Regions from separate parts of the Homo sapiens genome. Here region 1 is linked to region 2. A link is an interaction called in ENCODE POLR2A ChIA-PET data of the cell type or tissue named here. Cell type or tissue: PC-3. All regions are shown on one strand. Links, peaks and the distances in the headings refer to the core of each region. The heading gives the core; the rest is flanking DNA.

Region 1 (8,265 bases), core at 3,274-5,773, 320 kb before region 2:
TGCAGGACGCATTGTAGGCGCTGTATGGGTTTATGAAACCGAATATAAACAAATAAGCACGTCCCCCACCCAGCCAACGGCTTTGGGGGCCCCGTTCTGGCCAGTCCTGAGCCCCTCCACACGGCCCACGGCGGGCTGCGGGTCTCCCATCCGAGGAGGGTGCCGCTTTTCTGCCCCCGCTCCCTGGGTTCTGCGCCCAGCGCCATCCCGTGCGCCCCCGACCCTTGGGCATGGGGCACATGCCGCGGGGAGCCGCCAGGGAGACCCCAGAGGAGCGCGCCGCGGGCCGGCTTCCCCGGATGCCCCACCCACCTCCTCTTGGCGCTGCCCACCACCTGCCTCGGCTGCTCGGCCCCCGGCTCGCGAGGCTGCGCCCCCGACCCAGTCGGCGCCCACTCCTCGCCCTGCGGGCTCGCGGCAACTGGGCGGCCGGCCCGGCCCCTGCCCACCCCCAGCCCAGCCCGGCGCGCCGCACTGGGCATGCTCCGTAGCCTGGGCAGGTTGGGGCTGCGAGGCGACAGCTCGGGCTCTGGAGCCGGGAGGCGAGAACGAGGAGGGAGGCTCGGGGGCAGGGGAGGAGGAAGCGGCTGGCCGCTGAGGGGCGGCGGGGCCCGGAGCGGGGGACGCGCAGGGCCCGGCGGTGGGCGGGCGGGTCGGCGCTGCCCCGTGGGCTCGCTGGGGAGCCACGGCGGAGACCCCCGCCCTCAACTGAGGTAAGGACCGCGCGGCGCGGAGACGGGGAGGCGGGGAGGCCAGGGAGGGGGTGCGGAGGCAGGCGGGAGGGCGGGACTGGGGTGCGCCGGGAGGGGGCTTGGCGGCGGCTCTTTATGGCGAGGAGGGGGTGGTGGCGCCGCGCCGGGAGCAGTAAGTGAGCTGCACCGCCAACAAGATCTCTCACACACAGACACACACACGCACACGCACACACGGGCGCGCACACACACGCGCGTACACACTGGGTCTCCAGGCAGCGGCCGTCGCCGCATCCCCGGCAGCAGCTCCAGGCAAAGTGACAGGTAGGAAAAGGCATTTCGGGTCCCGCCCGAGGATGCTCCCGCCCGCCTTGGCCCTCAGGGCTTGTTTGCTTTCCGCGGGTGCGTCCCGGACGCGCGCGCGCGCGCACCCGGATGCCCAGCGGGGACCCCGTGCAGGTGCCGGGTGCCAGGCGCCCTGTGCGCGCGGGAGGCAGGGGACCCAGACGCCATCCCCCTTCCCCTGCAGTCATCGCCTGCTGGGTTTCCTCAGACTCTCTCCAGACGTTCACCCTCTTCTGGGCTAGAAATAGCTCGGCTCGACGTGTATATGATTATTTTGGTTGGAAATAGTTGGCACCGTGCAACGCATGTAAATGTGTATGCGTGTGGATCTTCTTGCCTCTTCTGGGGAAATCATAGAAATGATTGACCGTTTCCACTTAAAACAACACTGACAGGCTTAGCACTCATTGGGGGCAGGGTTCGGGCCTCCTAAAAGCCTGTTAGTGAAGGAAATCCTTATTTTCAGAATTTTAAAGTTGCTTTTGCTTTAACCAATTAGACTCTGTATAGTACAATACTTCTGAGTGTAGACTTCGTATATGGTACTGAATCGAAGTATGGAAATATGGAATTCTCTAATTTCCAAGTGTGTTTAAGTGCAACTTTATCTAGAATCATAAAACTAGCATTTTCCTAGAGAGAAATACAACTGCCCACTATAGTTTCCATAAATATGGATATATCTGAAAGATGACCCTACTCTTCCAACTTTTTTTCCTCTTAACTTCTGTAGTGATTCTAGCTATTGTTCTAAAACATGTATTTGAAATTTAATTTTGGCCAGAATATTCAGGAAAGGTGTTTTTTTTTCCATATACGTAATACTTAGTGGTCTATATATTTAAGTTATAGGTATGTGGAGATAGCTGTTTAATAATTCTTTTTGTCTGGAAATAACGTTATTCAAACATAGGCAGCTATGTATCATTTTAAAATGATATTGAATTTCCCCTTAAAGAGAAATCAGATTTATAATGTAAACATGACCAGGAAAAGCAACTGGTGACTTTACCTGGGGAGGCTCCAAGGAGGTTAAGAAAGTATCTGAACAACTGTGTTTTTCAGAATAGAAAAATTGTGTGTGTGTTGCGGGGGAAGGTAAAATTTTAACTTTATTCTTTTATTGTTTTCAAGACGGCTGTTTTCAGAAATGTGTGGTTGAACTGAGACCCTCATATTTTATACTCTTCAAATTTGAGTGGCCTCAGTTATAGAATCATACAGAAGATCAAAAGTCTAGCTCAGCAGGGGCATGTGGTGTAATCCCTCACTATCTGTGTTATGTAATCCAGAATGCTGTTTTTCATAGGACAGTCTTGCATGATCCTTAGCTGGTGTATTGATCTATTATATCATCTTCCTTTTGAACTGTAGTAGTTTAATAAATGATTGCCATCTTTGGAGAGCACCTGTTTTCATAAAAAATCACTTTTTGAAATGGCAAAACATTTTTATTGGCACTTTTATGAACGTAAGACTTGCTGCCAGACGAGTAACCTTTTGAATGTGACGTATTATAACATATCTAAAGGTACCATGTATTAGCTTATGGACTACACTTCCTTCCAACTATATTATTACTCAACAGTTGGAACTTAGTTTTGATGGTATTACTACCCAGCTCTGAATTAATCGCTGTTGAAAATGCTGTTCTACAAGTAACTGTCAAAACAGAATTTCTAACTCCATTTGATCACTGGGTGCACATTTAAATCTGTCGGAATAACTCTACCTTTATTTTGCAAATGCATACCCACGCAGAAAGCTTTGTTCTAAAATACTCTATTGGAAGTTTTATATTTATATGCCTGAAAATGTGAGTGATGTTAAACTGCTTACATGTCCTGGAATCGTGAGGCGGTGTGTTTTTGCCTTATGAGATAAAGAAATATGGTAGTTGAAAAAGTGTTACAGGTTACCAAAAACCTTTTGCAGGAAAAGATTTTAAAAATTTGTATCACCTCTGAAATATTTCAACCACAGCAGAGTCCATTCAGTGCCCGTAGCACAGCTAGTTTGCCTTTCCCAAGATTACACACAACTGTCTTTAGATTAATGTATACTGCTGACTTTGGCAACATGGGACAGTTATATTTGGCAATTTCAGTAAACATGGTATTTTCCTAAGATACCACTAACTTCATTTTGGGGTTTGATTTATTAAGAATTGAAATGTTTGCCTGGTATTCATCTTTACCTCACCCTCTAAGTAAAATTGAGGTAAAAGTGAGCTTCAGGGCTGCTGTGCTGTTTTCCTTGTGATCACATTAGCATGCTAATTTGTGAAAGGATGTAACAATATAAGTGAAATTAGCTTCTGAGTTTAGTGTCTGAATTTTCATCCCCAGTTTTTCAGATGTAGCTGGAAAACTCAAATAACAGAATTAATGAAAAAATTTTGCAGATTATTAAAAAAAATTAGTAATTAGCTGAGTTTGATTTTTTATTTTGAAATCTTGAGAGTAAATTTTATCTTTTCGGATTAGAGCACTTAGGTAATGTAAGAAAGATTTTGGATTTCTCATGCTCTCCACACTTAATAGTAAACTATTTTTGAGGAAGTATAAATTTTCTTTGAAACTTAAAATTATTTAGCAGGCTGTGACTAAATTTTTGTTTGTGATCACTTATAAAGTAAGGGTGAAACAGCATGTTGATTAGCACCGCCGACCCAGGTCTTTTAATAAACTGTCTATCTACCACAGTTGAGTCCCTGTAAAACCAAGAACTTCTGTATTTGATATGCAAAATTAGGTCAAGGACTAATGGAGATGCTTTAATGATCACAGTTGGTATTTTATGTCCAGATTGAAGTTTTTAAAATAGTTGCTTTTCACCTCATAATATATGAATGTGTAGGCCATATTAGTGTCTGTCAAGGAGACTTATCTGCCTGTTGGGAAATAAATACAGCTTTTCATCGCTGGTGGGAGGCAGCAGTGACTTTCTGTGGTTTTGCTGTTGGTTTTCAGATGTGAACTGTGTTTGCAAGGACACTGCTTAATTCTCAGTGCTGTCCATTCCACATTTTCCTATTTCCCTCTCATATTGGGAAAATGAATAAACTTGTGTAGCTCTTTCTTCTATTCCTTAGTATTTGTTTGTTTAATAGTTTTGCTTTTGATAAAGCCTCACCCTTTAAAGTAGAAATACTTTCTCAAATTGTAATATTATTTATCTAGTTATGCCTTAGAATGATATAAAGGTTTTACATGTTCCTAGGCTGTGATTCTTTAGCTAACCAAGTATAAAAATGAGTTTACTTCCTTGCCAGTGGAGGCAGACCTGGGTGATTATGCATTACTGAGTGGATGAGTGTGATGTTTACATTGTCTTGGTTGGAATTAAGCTTGCTTTGAAAATATCACCCTGGAATAACTTTTATTTGCAAGGCCCACTTCACTCCTTTGCAGCAACCACTCCCAAACCCCATTTTCTGGGTGGAAGGGTAGAAAGAGTCTGGGTGGAAGCTCACGACTTTGGATGCTTTTTTATGCTGAAGGCGTAACCCAAGTTTCTAGAGGAGATGAAAGTAATAATGCTGTACCTTTCAAATCTCAGCTAGGAGATCCTTATGTTCCAGGGAATGAATGACCAGCAGAGTGTTTATTTTCCCTGCATGCACTTCGTCTACTTTTCCTTTCCTTTATCAAATAAAAATAGTTGAAATGGACATAAATCCAAGGTTTTTCTCTGAACACCTCTCTTACTCACTACTTATAAAACCTTCAATGAGAATGTCACACACCATGTGACCATAAGATAGTGTTATCTTCTCCCCTTTCCTGGGATTCTCCTTCAAAGCTCAAAGGATCTTTTGGTATGCCTAGGGCTGGGAAATTCCACCTCTAGCTACGGAAATACCCTTGGGCCAGGCAAATCATGGCTTTAAGATACATTGCCCTTCTTGTCCTCCCGAACAATTAAAGCATGTCTTTGGCTCCCAGACATGAGTGAATTGAAGTAGCCATTTCCTTAGAAACAGGAAGAAAAAAGCAACTTGAAGTAATTAATTGTAAGCAGCTCATCCAGAGATCAGAGACCACAGACCACAGACCCCTGATTTTACATTTGACATCTCCCTTTCTTCTCTAGAACAGGAGTTCTTCATTTTAGGGCCAAGGATGCAGTTTGGTGGGTCCACGAATGTGGCTGGCAAATGAATTACATCTTTATATTCACTTACTTCCAAGTGACAATTGGGGCAGGTGTTAGGGCTACTACTAGATCTTGGCATTTAGTGGGTTGAAGAGAAACACATGTATTACTTCACATATCCCTTTAAAGAGTTATTTTGATAATTATATTTCAATGAGATTGATTTCCATTGTACTTTTAGGTATTTAATTTTATATATTTAAACATATTATGCTGGGCCAGGCATGCTGGCTCACACCTCTAATGCCAGCACTTTGGAAGGCTGAGGTAGGAGGATTACTTGAGGCCAGGAGTTTGAGACCAGCCTAGGTAACACAGTAAGATCAATTTATGCAAAAAATACCAATAAAAAAATTAGCTGAGTGTGGTGCACATGCCTGTAATCCTAGCTACTTGGAAGGCTGAGGCAGGAGGATCGCTCAAGCCCAAGAGTTCAAGGTTATAGTAAGCTGAGATCGCATCAGTGCACTCTAGCCTGGGTGACAGAGTGACAGTCTATTAAAAAATAATAATAAAATGAAAATATCCTGCTGAAAAGGGTCTTTAAGATTTACCATATTGCGAAGGGCATTCATGACCCACACAAGGCGAAGACCATGTGCTCGAGAAATGCTTCCTCCCAGAGGCAGCTGGCTGGGTGGGTGTTTTCACTGTGGGTTTGCATTGAGCAGTGGTTGCTGAGATCTTCAGGCGTTGGAATCAGGCACTGAATTCCTGACAAATGCCCTGTTTTAGCTTGAATGCTGACAGATGCCCTCTTTTAGCTGTGTGACCCTGGGCATTCACTCTGAGCCTCAGTTGCCCTATCTGTAAAATGAGGAGAATAACCCTATGGGGCAAAAGTGCTTGGTGCTGCACTGTGAATGATACAGGGTACTGTTACTGCTGCTACTACAGGTGCTCAAAGGATCCCAGGATCTTTGGGTGTGCCCAGGTTTGGGAAATTCCACCTGTAGCTACGGAAACACCCTTGGGCCAGGAAAATCATTACTTTAAGATACATTGCCTTTCTTATGCTCCTGAACAATTAAAAGCATGTTTAACAAGTGCTACTGCCCCTTCTCCTAATGGTACTACTAGTATTATGGCTCTCATCTTGTTCTCTTTCATAGGGGTAGATGGCATTGACCTTATCCATACAAAGCAGCCTGAGAAAATTCCTATAAAATTTACAAGGGACACTTACTTTGCCACTCTGCAAGTACAGAAAGTTTCAGTCACCCCACAGGACCACCATGAAGTACCAGATCTTCCTTTGGACTTGCCAAGCCCAGTGACTGCATTTGGACAGAGGGACCTAATATTAACTCAGTCCTAATAGCTTCAAAATTCTGTGACTTTGGTGTTTCAGAATATAATTCAGTGAGCCAGATGCTGTCCCCAGGGTATCTGTCTCCCAGCTAGGCTTTTTTTTTTTTTTTTAAACAAAACAAAACAAAACAAAACAAAACAAAACAAAACAAAACATATTAAGCCATTTAGACCTGGAGGGAGAAAGGCCTCCACTAGAAGAATTAGGGGTCTCTGGTGTTCAGGGGCAGTCACCATAGCTCTTGTTTTTCCATGGAGTTTCTCGGAGAGTACTCAACTTCTCTGCTTTACATAGTATTATAATAACAACAACAAAATAAAACAACAGACATTTGTTGAGCAGTTAAAATGTGCCACTTTATTTAATACTTCTGACAGCCTTTTTGAGTGTGTCCTAATAGCATCTCCAGTTTATACTTGGGGAAACTGAGGTTAGGAGATGTTAAATTAATCATCCCAGGATGTTAAAGTTAGAATTGAGACTGAAACTCAGGTAGGCTGACATCAGAACTCCAACTTCTAACCACCGTACTGTGTATTACCTGTCATTAAGCTGGTACATGCTGCAGAAAGACTTGTTACCATAACAAGTTTTGTGATAATTATTTTAAGTGACTAGGCTGAGATATGACAAAAGCTTCTGGCAATCCTGCTGTGAATATGGAATTGGAATAAGAAATTGAGGATAAAACAATGCATTCTTATCTAATCCTAGGTACTTCTGTTTCTGCAGTTGCATGCCAGAAATCCGAGATAGGGAGAGTACTAAATGCTAATTCGTGGTAGCCTAAACAAATAGTTTTAGTTTTCTGGAAGGCCGGTTTTTACCTGGTGAAGTTCCTCATGGTTTTAATGAGGGTGTGGTGTACTCTGATTCCTCTAAGGGCCAAGTAAGTGAAAGGCCCAAGTGTGGCTGACCAGGTGTCAGAGGCCTTAGGGAGTGGTGAGGCTTGCGCCCATCCAGGGGCCCAATTGTGCCCCTTCCCATGGAGCAGCTACCACTCGGGTCTGACAGGTTTCTGCCAGGTGGGCCTAGGGCCCAGGATTACCAGTGCCTCCACATTTTCAAGAGAAGCATGAAATCCAGATTTATTTGGAGTCTTCTCATTTTAAAATGTTTGGAAATAATTAAAATGGAAAACAAACCTGTCAGCCCATGGTGTGGCCAAACAAAGCATGTTTGTGGTTTGACCCAGGAGCTCCCATGTTGAGCCTTTTGTTAGCTGTAAGTGCTTGGAAACACCGTGTACTAGAACATGTCAATAGTTTTTGTTTTGCCCTTTAATTTTTTTGGCTGTAAAATTTCTTATAAAGGTTGTTATGGTCATTTATTTCCAGTGTACATAGATTTCAGATTCTGAATTTCTGCTTGTTTATTCTCTCCCTATACCCTATTTTTCCAAGCTGTTGGCAAATACACAAAGTTGAGGGGGGAAGGGCATGTTTTTTCCTCCTGTTTCATGGTGCTCCTTTAAAATAAGAACACCTGGCCGGGCGCGATGGCTCACGCCTGTAATTTCAGCACTTTGGGAGGCCGAGGTAGGTGGGTCACTTGAAGTCAGGAGTTTGAGACTAGCCTGGCCAACATGGCAAAACCCCATCTCTACTAAAAATACAAAAATTAGCCGGGTGTGGTGGCAGGCGCCTGTAATTCCAGCTACTCGGGAGGCTAAGGCAGGAGAATTGCTCGAACCTCGGAGGCAGAGGCTGCAGTGAGCCGAGATCACATAACTGCACTTCAGCCTGGGTGACAGAGTGA
Region 2 (8,265 bases), core at 2,713-5,212:
TGTTGCTTGACCAACGAGAACCCCTTCCCCCGGCCTTGTAACCAGGCTAATAGGAAACAAGGGATACTGCAAATGTCACTTTAGTACACAGAGGTCTACATCAAGTTAATGAAGTATAGCCCAAGACTGATTTCCAAACACAGAGGAAAGTCAGTGAAAGCCTCCAGCAGTCCTGAGGTTACTACCCACACTTTTCTGCATGAGGTGGGGAGGAGTCATACAGTGGTCGGGAGTGAAAACCTCTGTGCCAGAGATCACCTGCTCCTCAAGAAGAAAGGTGGACTCTGAACTCCTGGCCTGGCAGATTAACAAGCCACAGACTGGCATGCCATTTAGGTGAAATCTCTTGTAAGTTAATAGCACCATAATTCTGGAGAAGTAAAAGATAGCTTAAAAAATTGTCATTAACCATTAACTGCACCCTGGCTATAACCACAGGGAACTCAACCTTTAGAGGTGTCAAGGTAGATGGGGGCTCCAGGTCTGAATTGCTGGAATTGACTTTCTGAAAGACTCAATTAATAGTCTCTGAATAGTTTTGGGTGCCTTAATTTTTTTGCTCTTTTCTCTCATTAACGTTTTTTTTTGTTTTTAAAGGATGTAATTCAAGCCATCAAGGAAACTGCATTTGTCACATCAGAATATCCTGTAATTCTCTCCTTTGAAAATCACTGCAGGTATAATGATCCATTCTGCCACAAGTCTCTATGTGGTATTGTTTCCTAACCCCTAATGCCCACTCCTGCTCTACAACTTTTTAAATAGCTGAATAGTTTGTTTTGTGAAGTACTAAGTTCAAATAATTCTCCAGCAAGGGCACCTACTCTTATGCAAAGCAAAAAACAACAAAAAAAGGAAAAAACGACAAAAAACCACCCTTGTCCCCCCAAACCAAATCATTTTAATGTGTTTCAGAAATACTTGTTCCAAATAAAAGTTCAGAGATTGGGACACCTTACTTAAAGTTCCATTGAGCTGGAAGATTTGACAGTATATTTGAAATCAGATTTGATGAACTTGAAAGACATTTTTTATTCTTCTTTCCAGCTCTTAGTTTTGGAACAGAATCTCCTTCTCCTTCTTTTAAAATTATACCAGTTAAAGTTTTTGATACATCTCACATTAGCATTAAGAGGACAATAATGCATTTTGCCAAGTGAGAATCTTTAATTGCCTAGTAATGGGTGTTTCTTATTCTTGGACGGTTAATGGGTGTTTGAATTTACAAATGCCACTTTTTTCTCTCCAGCAAATATCAACAGTACAAGATGTCCAAATATTGCGAAGATCTATTTGGGGATCTCCTGTTGAAACAAGCACTTGAATCACATCCAGTATGTATTTTTAACAAACCATATTTCTAGCATGAATGGATTTGTTTTGAAAATTTCTGAAGGGTCAAGTAGTACTAGAGGACTAATGCTAAAGATCTTCATATTTATTTAAATTCTTTGGTACGGAAAGCTTACATCATGCTTCAGAGGGATGTAAAGAGACACAAAATAAACATCTGGTTCAATTTCATTTGGAGGATCTTTGGGTCTTATGGTTTTCAGATCTCAGTCTTAAAGTTTCATAAAGCACCCAGGCCAAGAGTCCAGATTCAGGTCAGTTGTTCTCAAATTCAGTTACATGTTAGAATCACCTACAAAACTGTTAAAAACACCTGTGCCAGGGCCCCACTTGGAGACTGATTTAATTGATGCAGGGTCAGCCCTGAGCATGGTGTTTTAAAAGCCCTCCAGGTGAACTGTATATGCACCCGGTATTCAGAACCCATGGGAGGCTCATGCTGTGGAAAGTGCCCTGGATTGATGTCACGACATCCTGAAGTTCATGTTCCTAACTCCAAAATAAATCACTGAGTAATGTTGCACATACATTTTTGAACTTCATGTTAAACCTGCTAATTTCTTCATAAAGCAAAGAACATTAACCTGTGCTCCATAGATAGGCTTTATGAGATCTGTGAATTCATTCTAATTGCATGCAATTTTTTTGTATATACTCATTCTAGAGAGTTAATCACATTTTTATAAGGATCCATGACCTCCAAGAGATTAAGATCCACAATCACAAGATGTTATGAGCTCCAAGGCAGCTAATGAAATCAAAGTGGAAAGACCTGCTATTGACAGCAGCACCTGATGGGCTCAAACCTGGTAGCATGAGGTAGTGGCAGAAGAACATCACAGCAAATGACAGCAGGAAGGTGCTTTGTGCTACATGTAAACACTTTATGAGGTTCTTTTCAGAAGTGTGTCTATGGGAACTGAAAAAAAATATGAGAGACAAGGATATCTGTATCCTTTGTCCCCCTTCCTTCTTCCCTCGAACTTGCAGAAGCAGTTGCTGCAGGTGACCTGCCCATATCCTTGCAGTGCCTCCTGTTTCCCTGAACACTGGCCTGACTTTCCACTGCCAACATCCACAGCTTTTTGCCTGAGAGTGAGCTCTGGTCACTGGAGCCTGCTCTGCCACACATGAAAGACCAGCAGTGCCAGGGAATTATCACCCCTATCCCATGCTTCATCCCTCCCGAGGTGGGATAACCCTGAGCACCTGCTCTTCTCTGCCTTCCAGGGTTTCCCAGCAGGATCGTGCTCCAGCTGGCTGCAGTGATAACACACCCTTGATGAGCTGCCTGTCTTCTTTTTCTCACTTTCCCACACCTCTGTTGGAGTTTCCTTCCAAGTAGACGACCTGGTGCAATACTACTTTTCTCTGAGGCTGATTTTAAGGGAACCCAAACTAAGAAACAGCTCTGATTTATTTTATTTGTTTTTACCTAGGCCCTCCATTTATCTTTCTGATTAGGTTAAGGTGATTGCTTTTGTGGAAAGTTCACTGTATTCTTAGTGAAGTGATGTGCACATACTTTTACCAGCTGAAGGGTGTCCAGGTTCTTGGCATCTTGAACAAAGAATCGGACAAAATGCACAAACAAAGCAAGGGAAGAATGAAGCAACAAAAGCAGAGATTTATTGAAAATGAAAGTACACTCCACAGGGTGGGAGCAGCCTGAGCAGAGGGGCTCAAGAGCCCTGTTACAGAATTTTCTGGGGTTTAAATACCCTCTAGAGGTTTCCATTGGTTACTTGGTGTCCGGTCTATGTAAATGAATAGGATGAAGTAAAGTTATAAAGTCATTTACTTGGTGTACATCCTTTGTAAATGGAGAGGATATTTCCTGTCATAGCTGAAGTGTTTCCATTTGATTTAGTTCTAGGAAGTCAGCATGAATAGGCCTTATATTCCCTGCCTCAAGACCCTATTCTCCTTTGAATACAGGACAGGTGTCTGGGGAAGCATGGGTAATATAAATGGGAATAAGACCTGCTCCAAAAGCTAAAGAGCTTTCAACCTTGGGAGTGGGAGCAGGACACAAATGTGAACACATAACTAGAAAAGAAGATGGCGTATGGTGCTTTATTTGTTGGAGGTGTCCTGGTACAAGAGAGATCACTGGGGAATGGGCCAGTTATACCACGCTGCTGGAAGGAAACAGCATTTCAACAAAGGGTTTTATTTGAGGCAAGACAGACATATGAGTGCACAGTGCCTTACATATAATAAGTAGTATAAAAGCAAGTTTTGAAAATGAATGGATGGGTGGAGGGGTGGGTGGGTGGGCATATAGAGAGATGGGTGGAGGAATGGGGAATGGAAGACTAGATACAGGACGGTTCTGTAGACCAGAGGTGATAGCATACAGGGGCACCTCCTTTGCAGATATAAATCTAAGCAAATGATGCTGTAGTCAAGTTCAGATTCCAGGAATTGGAACAACTCCCTTCTTGATTCCCTTATCAAACCTACAAAACCACAAAACCACAATCTCAAGTGTTGAGGGTTGGGTCAGCCTACTCAGCAGACAGGCTTACTATACAGCCTGACACTTGGGGGGATCTGGGGGGCCTCTCACTTGGGAAAGCTAATTCTGAACCCAGCCATCACAATTGTCCCTTGCACTTTACCAGATACTTAAAAGGTGCAAGGCCCTCTGGGGAGCAGGAACCCCTCCCCGGCACATCCCAGGCCAGACCCCTGCTCCACTGGGGAGGTTGGAGCAGCTCTGCACACCTCTGGAAACTATGTGGATTTCAAGTTTGCAGCACTAGTCTAAGGAAAAGCTCAATGGGTGTGCTAATTTGGGTTGGGGAGTGAAAACAGAAGGCTGTGCCGCCTGCCATCTAGTGGGTGTTGGGTTGCATCACTCCCAGGCCTCCCAGGCTCCTCCTGGACTGGGAAGGAGAATGGAGAAGCACAGCCCTTCCTTAATTCAGCTCTTTCTGTTTCTCTCTAGCTTGAACCAGGCAGGGCTTTGCCATCCCCCAATGACCTCAAAAGAAAAATACTCATAAAAAACAAGCGGCTGAAACCTGAAGTTGAAAAAAGTAAGTGAAACACACACATTTATAATGGAAGCATACATAACATGTGTGGACATTTCAGCTGTTGAGAATTCAATTTATTTTAAAACCACTGATTTTTGGGGGAAGGGTGTAGGGGTGATGTTACAGGTACTTTTCAGAGCAAGATTGCCACATTTCCATTTAAATTTAATTTCCATATCAATTAATTCATGCAGTAGGAAAAGCATATCTATATATTCAAATGCCAGAATTTGGAGAGGGCCCAAGGAAAATTGAGAGGAAAGTAGAAGCATTTTAGAATTTCTCAAGATATAAGGAACCAGCATTTTATAATTTTATACACTCTAAAGTCCTCATAAGTTTCCCTTTTCAGTTTGCCCCGTGCTCTATACCTATCTAGGGATACTAGGTACATATGAGTGTGTGACTGTGTATATGTGAATAGAGAGATCTAGAGACAAATGATTTTATATAAACATGTTTCCTTTTATTCTCCCAGGATGATTTCCTTGAAAATATTTTCTTTCAGAGTATATCCTAGTTCAGTGAATTAATGGTATCAAATATTGGCATGATTACACTTCATTTTCCCCCCAAGTATTCTAAATGAAAAATTTTAAATTATGTTAATGACAGTTTATTTTATTACAAAAGCAATAATGCCATAGAAAAATCAAGACAATGAAAAGTGTAAGAAAGTAACAGCACTAACATATATTATACACGTATTCATATACTATAGACACATGTACGTAATGTACATGTGTAGATATATACCCACATTTTTAACATGACTGAGATCATATTAATGATACTGAGTTTAAATTTTTAAAATTTAACCAAGTAAGTATACTTACATCAGCAGGATATACATCTACATACTAACTTTAATCCTAATGTATGAAACACTATATAGAATTTAATATATATGACATAGAATTGTATGCATTTATTATAGCATGATGTAACGAGTCCCAAGTTGATGGATTTTCACTACTATAAACATGCTTGAATGTTATTTTGTATGTTTGTGCAACCCTCTCCTTGAAATCAATTGGTGCAATTAGAGTTATTCAGCCAAAACGTATATATATTTTATATTGTGATATAGTTTGTTATGCTTTCTTTTAGGAAAGTTCTACCACCTTAGACTCTTCACCAGTCATATATGAGAGTGCCTGTTTCCCACCAATATCCTTAATGCTGGCTGTTGGCCATTTTTAAATGTGTGTCCAACTCATAGAAAAAAATTGGTACCTTAGGGGTTTTTTTATTTGTGTGTCTTCAATAACTCCTTTTTTGCATATTACTATTTGTGGTTTGTCCCTATGTGTTTTCCCATTTTTATTATTTTGTTTACCTTTATCTTTCTGACTTATAGAAAAATTATTTAGTCTTATTTTGTATAGTAGGATATAATCCCCATTAAATCAGTTGCAAATATTTTTTCCTGAAGTTTTGTTGCCAACCTGCCTATTTTCTATCAGTTCCCCATAACTGTTCGTAAACCTTGGTCTGTGCCAGATTCTCCAAATTATGGGCTTTTGTTATCTAGCCTTAAATCCTTCACGAGGACTGAACCTCCTCTCAAACTTGGTGACCAGAATTTTGGGCATTTCACCCATGTCCCCGCAATTCTTCATCATGTGTATATAAGGTGGTTGTTGCAGGTTTCTTACAAGGTCGAGACCACCAGGAAATGGCGAGAGAGAGATCACTGCTGAACCTTAGAAACATGGTGCCTTGGTGCCTGAACATTCTATTTCTTCTCTCTTTTCACGTCCTCCTCAGTGTCGATCTCAAGGCCTAGGGTTTGTATGTTACCTAGCATCTGTCACCATCTCTTTGCGTGTTTTTGCTAACAGAACAGCTGGAAGCTTTGAGAAGCATGATGGAAGCTGGAGAATCTGCCTCCCCAGCAAACATCTTAGAGGACGATAATGAAGAGGAGATCGAAAGTGGTGAGCTGTTTGCTTTTATTTTAAGTTACATGCTTTGAAAATACTTTTTAAATAAGAAAACCAGGCTGGGCACAGTGGCTCAAGCCCATAATCCCAGCACTTGGGGAGGCCAAGGTGGGAGGATTGCTTGAGCCCAGGAGTTCAAGACCAGCCTGGGCAACATTTTCGTAGAGATGAGACCCCATGTCTACAAAAAATAAAATATTAGCCAGACGTGGTGGCCTGTGTCTGTAGTCCCAGCTACTGGGGAGGCTGAGGCAGTAGGATCCCTTGAGCCCAGAGGTTCAAGGCTGCAGTGAGCTATATGTAATCCTACCACTGCACTCCAGGCTGGACAACAGACTGAGGCCTTGTTTCAAAAATAAATGAGTAAGAAAACCAGGAATTTCTTTCAGAAGACCCTTTTATATAATAATGCCGTTTTAATTCCTCATAGTAATATTTTGGTATTCTTGGTATTTTGCCAAACACTTCCCATTTTTTCTGGCTACTAAATTTTAATGGCCTTGTCATCTCCCTTCCTATTGGCCATTCAGCTATTCAGCAGAAATTCTTAGCCAGAGAATCCCTGAAGCACTTGCTGTAGTAGGCAGAGGAAGCAATATAAGGCACATTTTGTAATCCCTTTGTATAGACAAAAACATGAACTTGAGTCTGTTAATGATGAGAGTAGAGAGGCAAATAATTTAAGAGACCCTCAGGCAAATGATTGGTTTGTCTCCACAAAGTGAACTAGAAACTAAAAGCCAGTATTAAAATTTCAAGTTCAAATTCCTTCAAATAACCAGCTCACCAGAATTATCTCTGTGTAGCTAGATAATTTTAAGAAGGCAGTCTTGCTTAAAATATTTGAGTATGTGCTATTACCTTCTCTTTTACTTTGATCACATAGCAACAATCATAATGTTCAGTTGTAAATGGGTCATTTGAGAGTTTGGGGATGATTTTAGAGAATTATTTGTTTGTTATGTTTCATGAGAATTGATGAACGAAATGACAAGGACTTGTGTTGGTTATACAATGCCTTGGATTTATATACAGGCATACCTTGGAAATATTGCAGATTCAGTTCTAGACCACTACAATGAAGTAAATATTGCAAAAAAATTATTCACAAGAATTTTTGTTTCCCAATGCATACAGAAATTATTTACACTGTACTGTAGGCTAGTAAGTGTTCAATAACAGCATTATGTCCAAAAATGTAACTTAATTAAAAAATACCTATTGCTTAAAAATGCTGACAATTATCTAAACCTGCATCATATTGAAATCTTTTTGTGGAGGGTCTTGCCTTGAGTGATCAGGGAGGCAGTTGCCAAAGATTGGGTTGGCTGTGGTAATTTTTTAAAATAAGACAACAATGAAGTTTGCTGCATCAATTGACCCTTCTTTTCACAAAAGATTTCTCTGTAGCATGCAGTGCCATTTGATGACACTTTACCCAGAGCAGAGCTTCTTTCAAAATTGAAGCCAATCCTCTCAAACCCTGCTGTGATGCCTTCTCAACTAGGTTTATGTAATATTTTAAATCCTGTGTTGTCATTTCAACAATGCTCACAGTATCTTTACCTGGAGTAGATTCCATCTCAAGAAACCACCTTCTTTGCTCATTCACAAGAAACAACTCCTCATCGGTTTAAGTTTTATCATGAAATTGCAGCAATTCAGCCCCATGTTCAGGCTCCTTTTCAAATTCTAGTTCTCTTACTCTTTCTACCACCTCTGCAGTGACTTCCTCCACTGAAGTCTTGAACCTCTCAGCGTCATCCATGGGAGTCTCCCAAACTCCTATGAACGTTGATATTTTTACCTCTTCCCATAAATCATGAATGTTCTTTCTTAATAGCATCTAGAATGGTGAACATCAGAAGCTTTTCAGTTTACTTTGCCCAGATCCATCAGAGGACATTCTCTTTTAGGAAAGC

What was found. ChIA-PET counts read pairs that join two places held together with the same protein. Peaks named below come from ENCODE experiments on the same cell type or tissue, not always from the same donor. Only the 100,000 strongest peaks of a DNase experiment are listed, where the experiment ranks them.
Region 1: POLR2A ChIA-PET joins it to region 2 with 9 read pairs; 2 of 35 experiments call an interaction of 5 or more read pairs at or near these places.

What each region holds. Positions count from the first base shown.
Region 1 is chr20:9,068,191-9,076,455 of GRCh38, forward strand. It overlaps PLCB4 (phospholipase C beta 4), which reads left to right and starts at 897. Exons shown (of 40, transcript NM_001377142.1): 1 at 897-1,016. RefSeq lists an enhancer at 6,999-7,499. In PC-3, for the core only: no CTCF peak of the experiment used is centred there; a DNase peak (open chromatin) is centred at 4,331; H3K4me3 peaks cover 1,631 bases; H3K27ac peaks cover 2,036 bases.
Region 2 is chr20:9,389,282-9,397,546 of GRCh38, forward strand. It overlaps PLCB4 (phospholipase C beta 4), which reads left to right. Exons shown (of 40, transcript NM_001377142.1): 16 at 598-677; 17 at 1,250-1,334; 18 at 4,307-4,397; 19 at 6,242-6,337. Among named protein-coding and RNA genes, the nearest start is that of LAMP5, 120 kb to the right of the region's middle. In PC-3, for the core only: a CTCF peak has its summit at 4,192 (motif pointing left); a DNase peak (open chromatin) is centred at 4,190.